2 separate regions of the Homo sapiens genome follow, and region 1 is linked to region 2. Evidence: chromatin contacts called from ENCODE Hi-C data. All regions are on one chromosome and are shown on one strand. The core of a region is the stretch at or near the end of the contact, and the rest is flanking DNA. Distances in the headings are between cores, read along the strand shown. Region 1 has its middle 35 kb from the start of ATP8B1. Region 2 holds the start of LINC03110 (long intergenic non-protein coding RNA 3110).

Region 1 (6,709 bases), core at 843-3,342, 820 kb after region 2:
TCAGGAGAGGTTGCCTGGCTTCCCACCTTACCCCACTTCTTACTAGCTGTATGACCTTGGGCTAATTACTTATTCTCTCTCTGCCTCAAGTTTCCTCACCTATAAAATATGAAAGAAAAGCCTACTTTATAGGGTTGTCTTGAAATAAATTAATGTCTGTACAGGACTGGCTCGTGGTAAGCCAGTGAATAAAATTGGTGAATAAAATTTATTCAGAGCATCTATTATGTGCTGGGTTCTTGAAAATACACTTAGTTCTTGAAAAAACTTTACCCTCCCAAGAAAGCCAACGTGTTAAAAAAAATGCATGCAAAAAGTCATAACAGAAGTAAAACCTTATGGTAAATTGGGGTTGGAATAGATTGTGTAGGTGGTGGACTGGGTTTCCGTTTCCCTCCATTAGACTGTGGCTGCAGTGGATGTCAATTGTTACAAAGTTTTCAAAATATATCATACATGCCTAAAAGTAGAATGACTCATTAAAAGGTGTGAACATTTTTAAAGGCTGTGGACATAATATATTGTCAACATGCTTTCCAAAAAGTAGTAGCAATTCACACTTTCTCCAGCAATACAGAGGGTTCTCTGCATCTTTGGTGGCATTGGAAATGCATTCTATAACCTGTAAGTTAAAAATACTTCCTTATTTTAATTTGTGCTGAATTACTTTTGATGATAGATACAGGTAGGTAGGTAAGTAGGTAGACAAATTCTAAACTTTATTATTTTTGTTTGGTTGGCTGGTTTGGTTTCGTTGTTGTTGTTGTTTTGTTGAGACGCTGTTGAGACAGGGTCATGCTCTGTCACCCAGGCTGGAGTGCAATGGCACGATCATAGCTCACTGTACCCTCTACCTCCTGGGCTCAAGGGATCCTCCCAGCAGAGCTTCCCAAATAGCTGGGACTACAGATGCCTACACTTAAAAAGATCAAAATTTTCCACAACTGAGTGCAGTCAAAAGGATGTGCTACAGAGTCAGAAAACAAGCCTAAAAGACACGTTTAACAGGGCTGTGAAGCACAACAGCATTGCTGGAATAACGGTGCTTAGGAACAACATTTATTCAGATAAATAATTTCTCTTGTTTATGTTCTACAAGGAAAGAAACACATATTTCACTAGATTAGTATAAGTTCTAAATAAGATAACATATGTAACAACTAGTACATAATAGGAGATCAAAATGGTATCGTTTGCTTTGAGAAAGTTATATATATATTATATACATAATATTTTATATATATAATCTTTATATATATATATATAAATTTTTTTTGAGATGGAGTCTCACTCTGTCACCCAGGCTGAAGTTTAGTGGTGCGATCTCAGCTCACTGCAACCTTCGCCTCCTGGGTTCAAGAGATTCTCGTGCCTCAGCCTCCCAAGTAGTTGGGATTATAGGCATGCACCACCACGCCTGGCTAATTTTTGTATTTTTAGTAGAGACGGGGTTTCACCCATGTTGGTCAGGCTGATCTCCAACTCCTGAGCTCAAATGAACCAGCTGCCTCAGTCCACCAAACTGTTGAGATTATAGGCGTGAGCCACTGCACCTGGCCCAATTTTTTTTTTTTTTTTTTGAGACAGTCTTGCTCTGTTGCCCAGGCTGGAGTGAAGTGGCATGATCTCCCGGGTTCAAGTAATTCTCGTGCCTCAGCCTCCCGAGTAGCTGGGATTACAGGCATGCACCACCATGCCAGGCTAATTTTTGTATTTTTTGTAGAGACAGGGTTTCGCCATGTTGGCCAGGCTGGTGTTGAAGTCCTGACCTCAAGTGATCCGCCTGTCTCAGCCTCCCAAAGTGCTGGGATTAGAGGCATGAGCCACCGCACCTGGCCGAAAAAGTTATATTATTTTAAAGCCATGCCTCAAGCATAGCAGATGCATTAGCAAATCTGGAAAGTATACCAAAGGTCAAGTTCAGGAAGTGACAGTTGTGAAAAATATTCATAACCCTCCAGCCACCCAAAGAGAGCAAGCTTACTCTGACCATGCAGATTCACAGAATCTATATGTGCTCTGACAAGATTTGCCATGAGATGCTTACATAAGTAGCCATAGTGATCAAACCAGGCAATCCGGGTACTGTCCACATGTCATAGTTACACATCATTAGCAAAAAATGGAGAAAATCAGAGAACAGTCCACGGCTATCATACCAGAAGTGCTATAACACCATATTCAGCAACAGAACACAGGGAACCGAATGGTGAGACACATTTACAAGTAGATACACTGACAAAAGCAAGTTAAGATTATGTATAAAATATTAGTTCCATGCATGTCTATATCCTGAGGTAATTTTAAATTTAAACATTGTTTTATGTCCAACTATAATTTTTTTCTTTTTAAATGGTTTTATTTTATGTGCAAATAATGAGCAGATGTTGTATCCATAAATTCTACTTTCCAAAAACAGGAGCTTTTTAACAGAAAACCACATAATAACTTTTAAAAGGCACTAGGATTCCTCTGCTTCTAGATCATTGCTAGGCTAGAAAAATAAAGTTTTTTCTACCAGGAATCAGAAGTTAGAACTGAGTATTCTCCAAAGTGGAAATTCTAGAGTGTAGTGTCACTCCAGGCAAAGATTATTCAGTTCTCATCCCAAACATCCACAACTACCTATCAGAAAGGTTAAACCAAGTTGAAACAGTCCAGCATAATTAGGCTTCATCAAACAATGTCATTATGCTCTTCTAAGATGCAAATAAACCAAAACAGGAAATACTAAAATCAAAATATTTGACACCGTCATACAAATTGTTAGTTCCTTGTTGTCTCCCCCCTTCTATAACATTAATAAAGTGAATATTTTACTGCAAAGAATATTTTATTTTATACATCACTAGCCATGATTTTTTGCCATTAGTGATTATACAAATGCTGTCTAGTCCATTATCCAGATGACATAACCATTTTACGTCCACAATTCACTTCTACAGTTATAAGTAGAATTTTCGTGATTTACATAAGTACACATATCAGTGAAGATTTAATACTGAGATGCAATCTAACATCCGTAATATCTTGTGTTTTGTAGATGGCAGTGTAGGAGAGATATATTTTAATCACTTTTCATTTAAATGAACTTATGTAAAAAATAAACTAATAATTTAGCAGTTCCAAGTCTCCAAAGGGCATTTTCAAATGTCCATAAAATAAATGGTTACAGAAATGTTTAAGAAGCATCTTCATGTCCACATCCTGTTGTAACTGCTGTACCATTTTCTCTTCCAACTCCTTCCCTTTGCCTGCAAGACGGGCTTGGGTAAGATGGATGCTTTGCTTGACTTCTTTGATATCCTGAACTTTCTGTAGCTCTTTATTTTTCTTCAATCTGTTCATTATAAATTTAGCTTGGTGTTTCTGTTTGATCTCTTCAACTCTCTTCATTGCATCAATAGTTTTATTCCATAGCTCTCGCTGGTATTTGATAAGTTCATTTCTATGTTTGTCAAATTCAAATGAATTATCTACTGTAAGCTCTTTACCAGCTGCTTTCTGGAATGGTTTGGTCCGCCTAACTTTGCGAGGATTGCACTTCTTTTTAAAGTGTTTATGACATTTAGATTTACAAAATCCGAACACTTTGCAATCGTTGTGGATGAACAACATGTCATAGCCAGGGTAGATGGGCCCCGAACAGAAATAACACTTCTCGATGCGCATGTTGAACCCGTGTGGTTCCCCACTGACCACACGCTAAGCTTGAGAGCCCAACTACAATTTCTTTTTTGACTTTTCATTTTGAAATAATGATAGAGTCACCAGAAGGTTCAAAGAAAGTGTACAGGGAGGCCCAGTGTACCCTATACCTAGCCTCCTTCAGTGGTGGTAACATCTTGAATAATTACAGTACAAAATCAAAATCAGGAAATTGACATTGAAATGCTCCACAGAGCTGATTCAGATTTCATTGTTTTTATAAGCACACACGTGTGTACTTCTATACAATCTTATTACGAGTGTAGCTTCCTGTAACCACCAACACAATCGAGATACACAACTGTGCCATCACTACAAGGCTGCCTCATGCTGTAACTGCCCAGCGGGTTCACCCTGCTCACTGCCTAGACAGAGCTGTTTTATCAAGATAGGGGAATTTCTACAGAGAAAGAGTCATTCATGCAGAGCTGTCTGTGTGGGAGACCAGAGTTTCATTATTACTCAAATCAGTCTCCCTGAGCATTCGGGGATCAGAATTTTTTTTTTTCTTTTGAGACGGAGTCTCGCTCTGTCGCCTAGGCTGGAGTGCAGTGGCGCAATCTCGGCTCACTGCAAGCTCCGCCTCCCGGGTTCATGCCATTCTCCTGCCTCAGCCTCCCAAGTAGCTGGGACTATAGGCGCCTGCCACTGCGCCCGGCTGATTTTTTGTATTTTTAGTAGAGAGGGGGTTTCACCGTGTTAGCCAGGATGGTCTCGATCTCCTGACCTCGTGATCTGCCCACCTCGGCCTCCCAAAGTGCTGGGATTACAGGCTTGAGCCACTGTGCCTGGCCTATTTTTTTTTTTTTTTTTTTTGAGACAGAGTCTTGCTCTGCCGCCCAGGCTGAAGTGCAGTGACGCGATCTTTGCCCCCTGCAACCTCCGCCTCCGAGGTTCAAGCCATTCTCCTGCCTCAGCCTCCTGAATGGCTGGGATTATTGGCGCCTGCCATCACTCCCAGCTAATTTTTGTATTTTTTAGTAGTGACGGGGTTTTGACATGTTGGCCAGCCTGGTCTCAAACCCCTGACCTCAGGTGATCTGCCCGCCTTGGCCTCCCAAGGTGTTAGGATTACAGATGTGAGCCACTGTGCCTGGCCAAGTGTTTAGCTTTTTAAGAAACTGATATTTTCCAGAGTGGCTATGCTATTTACATTACTATAAATGTAGGGAAATAGATAATTTTCTCTCAATCTTTCATAATTCTTAGTTGGGATGGGCCACTGTAACAAAAAACAGATTAAAAAGAGACAAATAAACAGAAGATTATTAACATGTATACCTCGTGTAGTATACAGGGAGATACCCAGAGAAATTGGTAAATTTCAAAGAGGTGGCTTTGAACTCACACTTAAATGCCATGTCTGCTGAAACAAAAAGAAGGGTGTAGGGAAAGTTGATTATGCTCAGGAAAAACTGGCAAATAAGAGTAAGATTTGTTATGGAGATTTAAGTCAGTGCCTTCTCCATCAATAAAGGATAACTGTCTCCAGTGACTTAGAGTCATCCTGTCCTCCTGGGGTAATGTGGATGATAAGGTAACTTCCACTCTGTTTTCAGAGCTTCTCCTGTGGTTGCAGTTTCCCAAAATAATCAGCTCAAAATAGAGAGGGGAGAGGAGAGAAAGAGAAGGAGAGTTATCATAAGGAATTGGCTTATGTGATTGTGGAGGCCGAGAAGTCCCACCATCTGCCATCTGCAAGCTGGCAGCTGGGGAAAGCCAGGGGTATCATTCAATCTGAGTCCAAAGGCCTGAGAACCAGGGGAGCTGATGATGTAAACTGCAGTCTGAGGGAAGGAGAGAGTGATATTCCAGCTCAAGTCATCTGGCAGAAAAGAAGGACCAAATTCAGGGCTGGGCGAGGTGGCTCACGCCTGTAATCCCAGCACTTTAGGGGGCCGAGGCAAGTGGATCACTTGAGCTCAGGAGTTTGAGACCAGCCTGGCCAATATGGTGAAACCCCATCTCTACTAAAAATACAAAAATTAGCTGGGCATGGTGGCATGTGCCTGTAATCCCAGCTATTTGGGAGGCTGAGGCGGGAGAATCGCTTGAACCTGGGAGGCAGAGGTTGCAGTGAGTTAAGATCGCACCACTGCACTCCAGCCCGGGTGACAGAGTGAGACTCTGTCTCCAAAAAAAAAAGGCCAAATTCTCCCTTCCTCTGCCTTAAAGCCCTCAACAGCCCATTGAGGAGGGTGATCCACTCATAGACAGAATTGGAAATGACGTTTTGCCAAGTATCTGGGAACCCCATGACCCAGTCAAGATGAAACATAAAATTAACCATCACAAATGCTAATGATCAGATATAAAACGGGAAGTGGGGTAGGGAGTACTTAGAGGTGGGGGGCAACAGTTGTCACTGCAAACAGGATGGTCAGGGAACCTGGCCTGAGACAGTAACATGTAGATCTGAAGGAGAGAGTAGGGGGCTTGAGAAGGGAAGTAACTCACCCATGACCCTCACCCTTATCCACTAACTCCTAACTCTGTGTTCTCTCCCTGATGATAGCTGGTTGTTTTATTTTCATAAAGTCGTGAGATGTTAGAGATGGAAGTGACCACTGGGGATGGCCATAAGTTTCACTGAAGATCCTAAGTCTATTAAACAAAAAATTGAATTTTTGTGGCAACTCACATTGATAGTGGTGGCTTTCTGGAGCATGGCATAGAGCAAGATCCAGAGGTTAGGTCTGGGTTCAGAGCAAAAAGTGACATTTTCCCCAAGTTCAGCAGGAGGATGGTCACATTAGACAGTCGGTGGCCCATTCCTCTTCTAGAGTGACCCTCCCATTACACGATGAGGACATAGGCAGCTGGAGTGTAACAGACAGGAAGTGGCTGGATTTTCAAAATGGTCTTTAGCATGAACACTTTTATGCCTTCACTGTCTCCATTATTGACTAAAGGAAAGTAAAAGAAATGGAGGAGGCCGGGCGCGGTGGCTCACACCTGTAATCCCAGCACTTTGGGAGGCCAAGGTGGGTGGGTCACCTGA
Region 2 (6,422 bases), core at 3,766-6,265:
TGGTTGGCCAGGATGGTCTCGATTCCTTGACCTCATGATTCCCCGCCTCGGCCTCCCAAAGTGCTGGGATTACAGGCATCAGCCACCAAGCCTGGCCACTCTTAGGTTTTAAGAGGAATGCTGGCCATATCAGCGTTCCTTCCTCTCCCTTGGCTGTACCTAAGAGTTACATGAGGGATAAAGAATTCCTCAAAAAGCTAAACAGAATTACCATATGATCCAACAATGCCACTGCTAGGTACATACCCCAAAGAATTGAAAATTCTTTAAAAAAATGTAGTATATCCATACAATGGAATCATATTCAGCCATAGAAATAACGACATTCTCTTTTCTTTTTTCAAAAATAAGTGTCTGTTTGTTGTTTTTATTTTTTGTTTTATTTTTGTTTTGAGACAGGGTCTCACTCTGTCTCCCAGGCTCGAGTGCAGTGGCGCCACCTCGACTGACTGCACCCTCCGCCTCCCAGGTTCAAGCAATTCTCGTGCCTCAGCCTCCAGAGCAGCTGGAATTACAGACGTGCACCACCATACCCAGAGGATTTTTGTATTTTTCAGTAGAGAGGGGGTTTCGCCACGTTGGCCAGGCTGGTCTCAAATTCGTGGCCTGAAGTGATCAGCCCACTTCGGCCTTCCAAAGTGCAGGGATTACAGGCGTGAACCACCGTGCCCAGCTTCTTCTATATTTTTGGAGATAGGGTCTCCCTTTGTTGCCCAGGCTAGTCTTGAACCCCTCCTGTGCTCAAACCATCCTCCCACCTCGGTCTCCCAACGGCGTATGATCCCTCCCACTCCTGGGATGACAGGCATGAGCCACTATGTCTGGCCCATAAAAAAGGAATGATATTCTTATACATGCTCAGCATGGATAAACCTAGAAAGTTTGTGCTAAGTGAAATAAGACACAAAAGGACAAATATTGTACAACTTTGCTTATAGGAGGTACTTCACATGGTCAAATTCATAGAGACAGGAAGTAGAAAAGTGATTGCCAGGGGCTAGTGGGAGAAGGGAATGGGGAGGTATTGTTTAATAGGTACAGAGTTTCTGTTTGAGACGATGAAGAAGTTCTGGGGATGGCTGTACACACTGCAAACGGACTTAAGGCCACTGATTTGCACACTCAAAAATAGTTCAAAGGTAAATTTTATGTTATATATAGTTTATCGCACACACAAAAAGAATCATACTGATATCTTGGCTGTAGTCCCCAGAGACAGTGATTTTAATTGGTTTGGGTGGGGCACAGGCAACAGTGGTTTTAAAAGTTCCTCAGATGAGTCTGATGTGCAGCGAGGCCTGAAAAGGGATGGACCATCTCCAGGGCAGCTGGCTCAGCCTTGACTGCATATTAGAATCATTTGGGGAGTTTAAAAATGTACCTAGATCTGTGGCTAAAGTAAAAAAAAATTCATTGTACACTTAAAAATAACTAAAAGCATAATTGGAATGTTTGTAATACAAAGACATGAGAAATGCGTGAGGTGATGGACACCCCATTTCCCCCAATGTGATTATTATATATTGTTTGCCTGTATCCAAATTGCTCACATATCCCATAAATATAGATACCTGCTAGGTCCCCATAAAAATAAACAATTTAAAAAAATATACTCATGTCTGAGTCTTACACCCCAGATTCTTACTTGATTGGCTTGGGGGTGCTGCCTGGTCATTGAGATTTTTTTGTGTTTCCTAAGCTGATTCTAAAATGTGGGTAAGGCTCAGAATCATTGCCCTTGAGAAAGCCTAGGATCATTTCACCTTTGGAGAAAAAGTACTTAACGTATGTCATTGAAGAAATCAGAGTCATGGGGCTGGGGGGGTGCTTCTGGTGAGAGTCAAGGGGCCAAATTCTCTATATATTGCCATGTATGTATATGCAGTCAGAATGTGAAAAATGGGAGAAGCAAAGACCAGTAGAGGGCCCAGGAGAAAGGGAGTAAAGATCCATCTATTAGGCTCACTCCTAAGGGAGAAAGGCTCTTTATTCTTCCAGGCATCCAGCTCCTACCAGCTGCTGCTGCTGCTTTTATTTTATTTTATTTTATTTTATTTTTTTCTGAAACCAGAGTTTTCCTCTGTCACCCAGGCTGGAGTGCAGTGGCACGATCTTGCCCCACGGCAACCTCCACCTCCTGGGTTCAAGCAATTCTCCTGCCCAGCTGCTGGGACTACAGGCACATGCCACCACGCCCAGCTAATTTTTATATTTTTAGTAGAGATGAGGTTTCACCATATTGGTCAGGCTGGTCTCAAACTCCTGACCTCAGTTGATCCACCCACCTCAGCCTCTCAAAGTGGTGGGATTACAGGCGCAAGCCACCGCGCCCGGCCTTCCTACCGGTTTCTAACATAGGCACTGCTCCTCTGCTCCCGTACTCCATCCCCAATCCCTATGTGAACTCCTTTCCCTGCCCAGGAAGAGTTCAGAGCTGACCTTTCCAGCCAGAGTTATAAAAAGCCGGGGATGTTGAGAGTGTCCCAGTGAAGGGACCATAGGCTGGTGCATGAAAAATAAGCCCGTTTACCTTTAAAGGACCACTGAGGTGGTAGACATACACCATCCCCTGATGAATTCTGACCGGCTTCAGCTTTTTCTCTCTCTCTCTCTTTTTTTTTTTTTTTTTTTTGTCTTTTGTCACTCTTATCTGCCTTGGTATTTGTATGTCTGTTCTTCTGTATAGATGCTTTCTTAGTCTGCTCATTAGGTTGCATTACATTCCTGCTGTCTTATTTGTGAAAGCCCTACTCCAGTCCTAGGTCCTTGGAATCAAAGCCAACTAGATGAGGGGTGGGGTGGGGATTTAGACATGCAGCTGAAAGGCAATGAGGGATCAGGGTGGCACCTAGAAGACAGGAAGTGTGGAGACAGTTGATGGCCCAGCTCTGCTCTGGGCCTTGGAGTAATGGTGGTTCCTCGTTAGTCCAACCCATTCCATCAAGGTAGAAGTCTATTATAAAGATTTCAGCAGATGACTCACCTGATCGTAAAGAGACCACACTTGCCAGCAATGTCTTCTGTGTACTATGCCCCTCTTCCATTTACAGGTGTCCTTGGGAACCAAGCAGACATTGACAAGGAGACTTGGGCTTCCAGATCCTGACTCCATTCAGATACAGCTGCCAAGGGGCACAAAATTTAAAACAGAACTCATGTTTTCTAGAAGCCTATGATCTAGTTGTGGAGATAAATTATACAAACAAAAAAGTGACAAGCAAGGTTTTGGACATTAGGACTTCTTTATTGTTGATGTGTGTAGTTCAGTAGTTTTCTGGAGACTTTTGTCAAAGAGCCTATGGATGAGCAAAGAGCAAAGAGAAATAATTTTCCAGGATTAGGAATGGTGGGTGCAGAGAGTTAAAGGAATCTTTGTGAAGACTGATTATGAAGGCATGATTCTTTCTGCATAATAAATTGTGTACTTTATTATTATTAGTTTAAATGTGACAACCATGATCATTCTCGGTTAATATCGACATTACCCTTTGCAGGTAAGCACACTCAGGTAGAAAGGTGGTTAAATACTGTATTACATACCTCCAAGGATGACCTGTTCTCAGTCCTCTGGGATTTCTGATAGAGGGAGTTTAGCAGACTCTTCACAAACTGTTAGGTGCCAAGAATTGATTCAAAGCTCCTGATCACTGGGCTGTTCATTCAGAGTGTGGGAGTTCCTTGGTGTGGTACACTGTAGACACATTTAAACAGAGGGCAGCGTGGACTGGATGTTCTCTGAGGTCCCTTTACTTCCGAGGTTCTAAGTAGTAAGGGACTTTGGATAAGGGAGAAACTTAAAAAAGTTACAGTGGCTGAAGAAAGCCTAAGAGAAAAGTAGGGGCCTAAATTGTACCTGAAGGCTGGGCAGAGTTGGAAGGACATATTAGTTCCTCCAGACAGGAGAACATATGATCAAAGACTACCTGTGGACAATTATCACAGATCAAAGACTAGCTGGGGACAATGATCACAGTGACTGCAGGATGGTGGAATACTTATGAAGCAAATAATATGTAAATAAGATTTATTTGTGTCAGGGAGGGGGCAGCATTTAAATAACCGGCAGTTGAAAATTGTACCATATTAGTTATATGTCTAAAATTAGATGTTCAGAATAAACAGCTATTTCAGAAGAATGGACACAGTATTAAATTAAAATACAAGTAAGATTTATTTGTTGGAGGAAGTGGGAGAGGAAGGTACATGTTCAGTTGACTCAACAGTTTAAATCATACCTAAGACATTTACATATCAGCTATATGCTAATCCTTATATGATAATTAGTAATTAAATTCATTTTGCAAAAACATCAGTGAAAGCTTTGCTGTGAAACAGTTTTGTAGGAGGCTAGTTGAAATTATTGTTAAATGCCTATTTGAAAGGGCAATTAGTTAGACTATTCTGTAGTTCAAGCTTTTCACTAAGTGACTTAGTGAGTTATACTTAATGAAGTTCTGTTATATATAGATCAGAGGTCCGAAGCTCTTGGAAATTCTTATATTTTAATAAAGTAAGCAGTCAAGAACTGTTTAATGATAATAAGAGTAGCTTGACACAGATACATATTTAGTCACCTGTTTAACAATCACAGAATATCAACCCTAAAGAGCACCTTAGCTGACCTAGGCCAAGACCTTCAGCATCAGACAGTCTTGTAGCCTGGAGAGATTTTTCTCTGTCTCTTCCTAAACCTCTACTATAGTGGTTCTTAAAGTGTGGTCCTGCCTCAGCAACATCAGGGACCTTTTGAAAAATGTAAATTCTGGCTGGGTGTGGTGGCTCACACCTGTAATCCCAGCACTTTGGGAGGCTGAGGTGGGCTGATCACTTGAGGTCAGGAGTTTGAGACCAGCCTGGCCAACATGACGAAACCCTGTCTCTACCAAAAATATAAAAAATTAGCCGGGTATGGCAGCACGCACCTGTAATCCCAGCTACTTGGGAGGCTGAGCCAGGAGAATTGCTTGAACCCGGCAGGCAGAGGTTGCAGTGAGTCGAGATCTTGCCACTGTACTCCAGCCTGGGTGACAGAGCGAGACTCCATCTCAAAAAAAAAAAAAAAAAAAAAGAGTTAAAAACATGCAAATTCTTAGGCCCCACCTCTGATCCCCTGATCGACTGAATCGAAACTCTGGGGTGGACCCAACAATATGTAGCTTAGTAAGCCCTCCAGGTGATCCTGATCCACACTGGGGTTTGAGAACTGTTTCCCCACACTACAGCTTCAAAATATCTTGAGGAAATAACTTCTCTTAGATCACTCTTAGCCACACAGAGAAATACTTCCTGTTTTATGTCTAAATTTATCTTCCTAAAGCTTTGAAGGGTGGAGCACACTATCTTCAGAAGTGTAGATACTTTTTTCACATTCCTTTATGGGCAACATGCTAGGGTGCATCTCAGCAGAAGGGTGGCCAAGCCTGGGAGGGGATGAAGACAGAGCTGGCACTAAGCAGGGACATGGGGAAACAAGGGCTGATCTTAGCCATTATTTGATTATTTGATAATCCAAGATTCACTCCAAAGAGGAGCACAGCATAGTCTGGTTCAGCACCTGGGTTTTTAAGACTAATAACACTGAGTCAGAGATTCACAAGGTTGTGGGGGGAATCTTTGGACCTAGGTAGTAGAGATAAAATGACGGGAATCATCTATACTGGCCAACATTGTTCTAGAAATTGTCTGAATAAAGCATAACAGAATAGAGAAGGGTCCAACCCTCTGGGGATATAGCATTGACAAGGAAAAAATGACCTCAGATGACTGGCTGCAATTTAGGGCAGGATTCTACTGCTCCCCTCCCCCTCATTTCTGCCAACCCAGCATTAGCTAAGAAATCCAGGGATCCAGGATGTACAAGTAATGAGGGCGGAAGGAGCACATAGGTGGTCCAACTGTGCTGCTGAGGTCTTCCCAGCACTGTTTGGGATCTGTTCCAGAGAAGGGAAGGACTGTGCAGATAGCTGGTGGCTACTGCTTTGTCTGCCTAGAGTGGAGTAGCACTCTGTTCTCAGGAATACTGCTTTCCACAGTGTGGTTTAATGGGATCCCCCAGTTTCTGACTGATCTGCTTCCCTAACTCAGTGATTGGCTACAGATAGGCATGTTCCCCAAATTCAGTCCTGAGACTTCTGACCTTCAACCAGATGGAAGATCTTGGGTTTGCTCAGGTGGCAAACCTGTGAGGTATGAGTCTGAGCTGTTCGGTGGCCATGTCCCACAGGCTGTGCAGAAGAAGCCAGTCTGTGGTGGGAGAGAGTGGCTGGTGCACTGAGAGAAGCAGAAACAAGAGACAGAGAAAGGGCGGGTGGTGTTCCAGTCCCAGGTGTGGTCAGTCCTGAGGTCCAGCTCATACCCACCTTTCCTGCAGTTCAGTTGGGTGAGCCTACAAATCTCCCTTTTCTGCCTAAGCCAAATTGTTC

Evidence for each region. A loop is a pair of places that touch in the nucleus more often than their neighbours do. Pooled maps may share reads with other maps.
Region 1: a pooled map shows a loop between it and region 2 (5-fold over the local background). The contact joins the enhancer-like site here to the promoter of LINC03110 in region 2. A Hi-C loop is called at or near these places in 2 of 37 single-sample maps with no recorded cell type and 4 of 50 pooled maps.

The regions. Positions count from the first base shown.
Region 1 is chr18:57,835,439-57,842,147 of GRCh38, reverse strand. It overlaps the pseudogene RSL24D1P11. Among named protein-coding and RNA genes, the nearest start is that of ATP8B1, 35 kb to the right of the region's middle. Within about 2 kb of position 2,092, at least 3 of the 41 ENCODE cell types and tissues checked have a DNase peak (open chromatin) inside an H3K27ac peak, as active enhancers do.
Region 2 is chr18:58,657,132-58,663,553 of GRCh38, reverse strand. It overlaps LINC03110 (long intergenic non-protein coding RNA 3110), which reads right to left and starts at 5,015. Exons shown (of 4, transcript NR_187442.1): 1 at 4,923-5,015; 2 at 3,541-3,691; 3 at 2,984-3,122.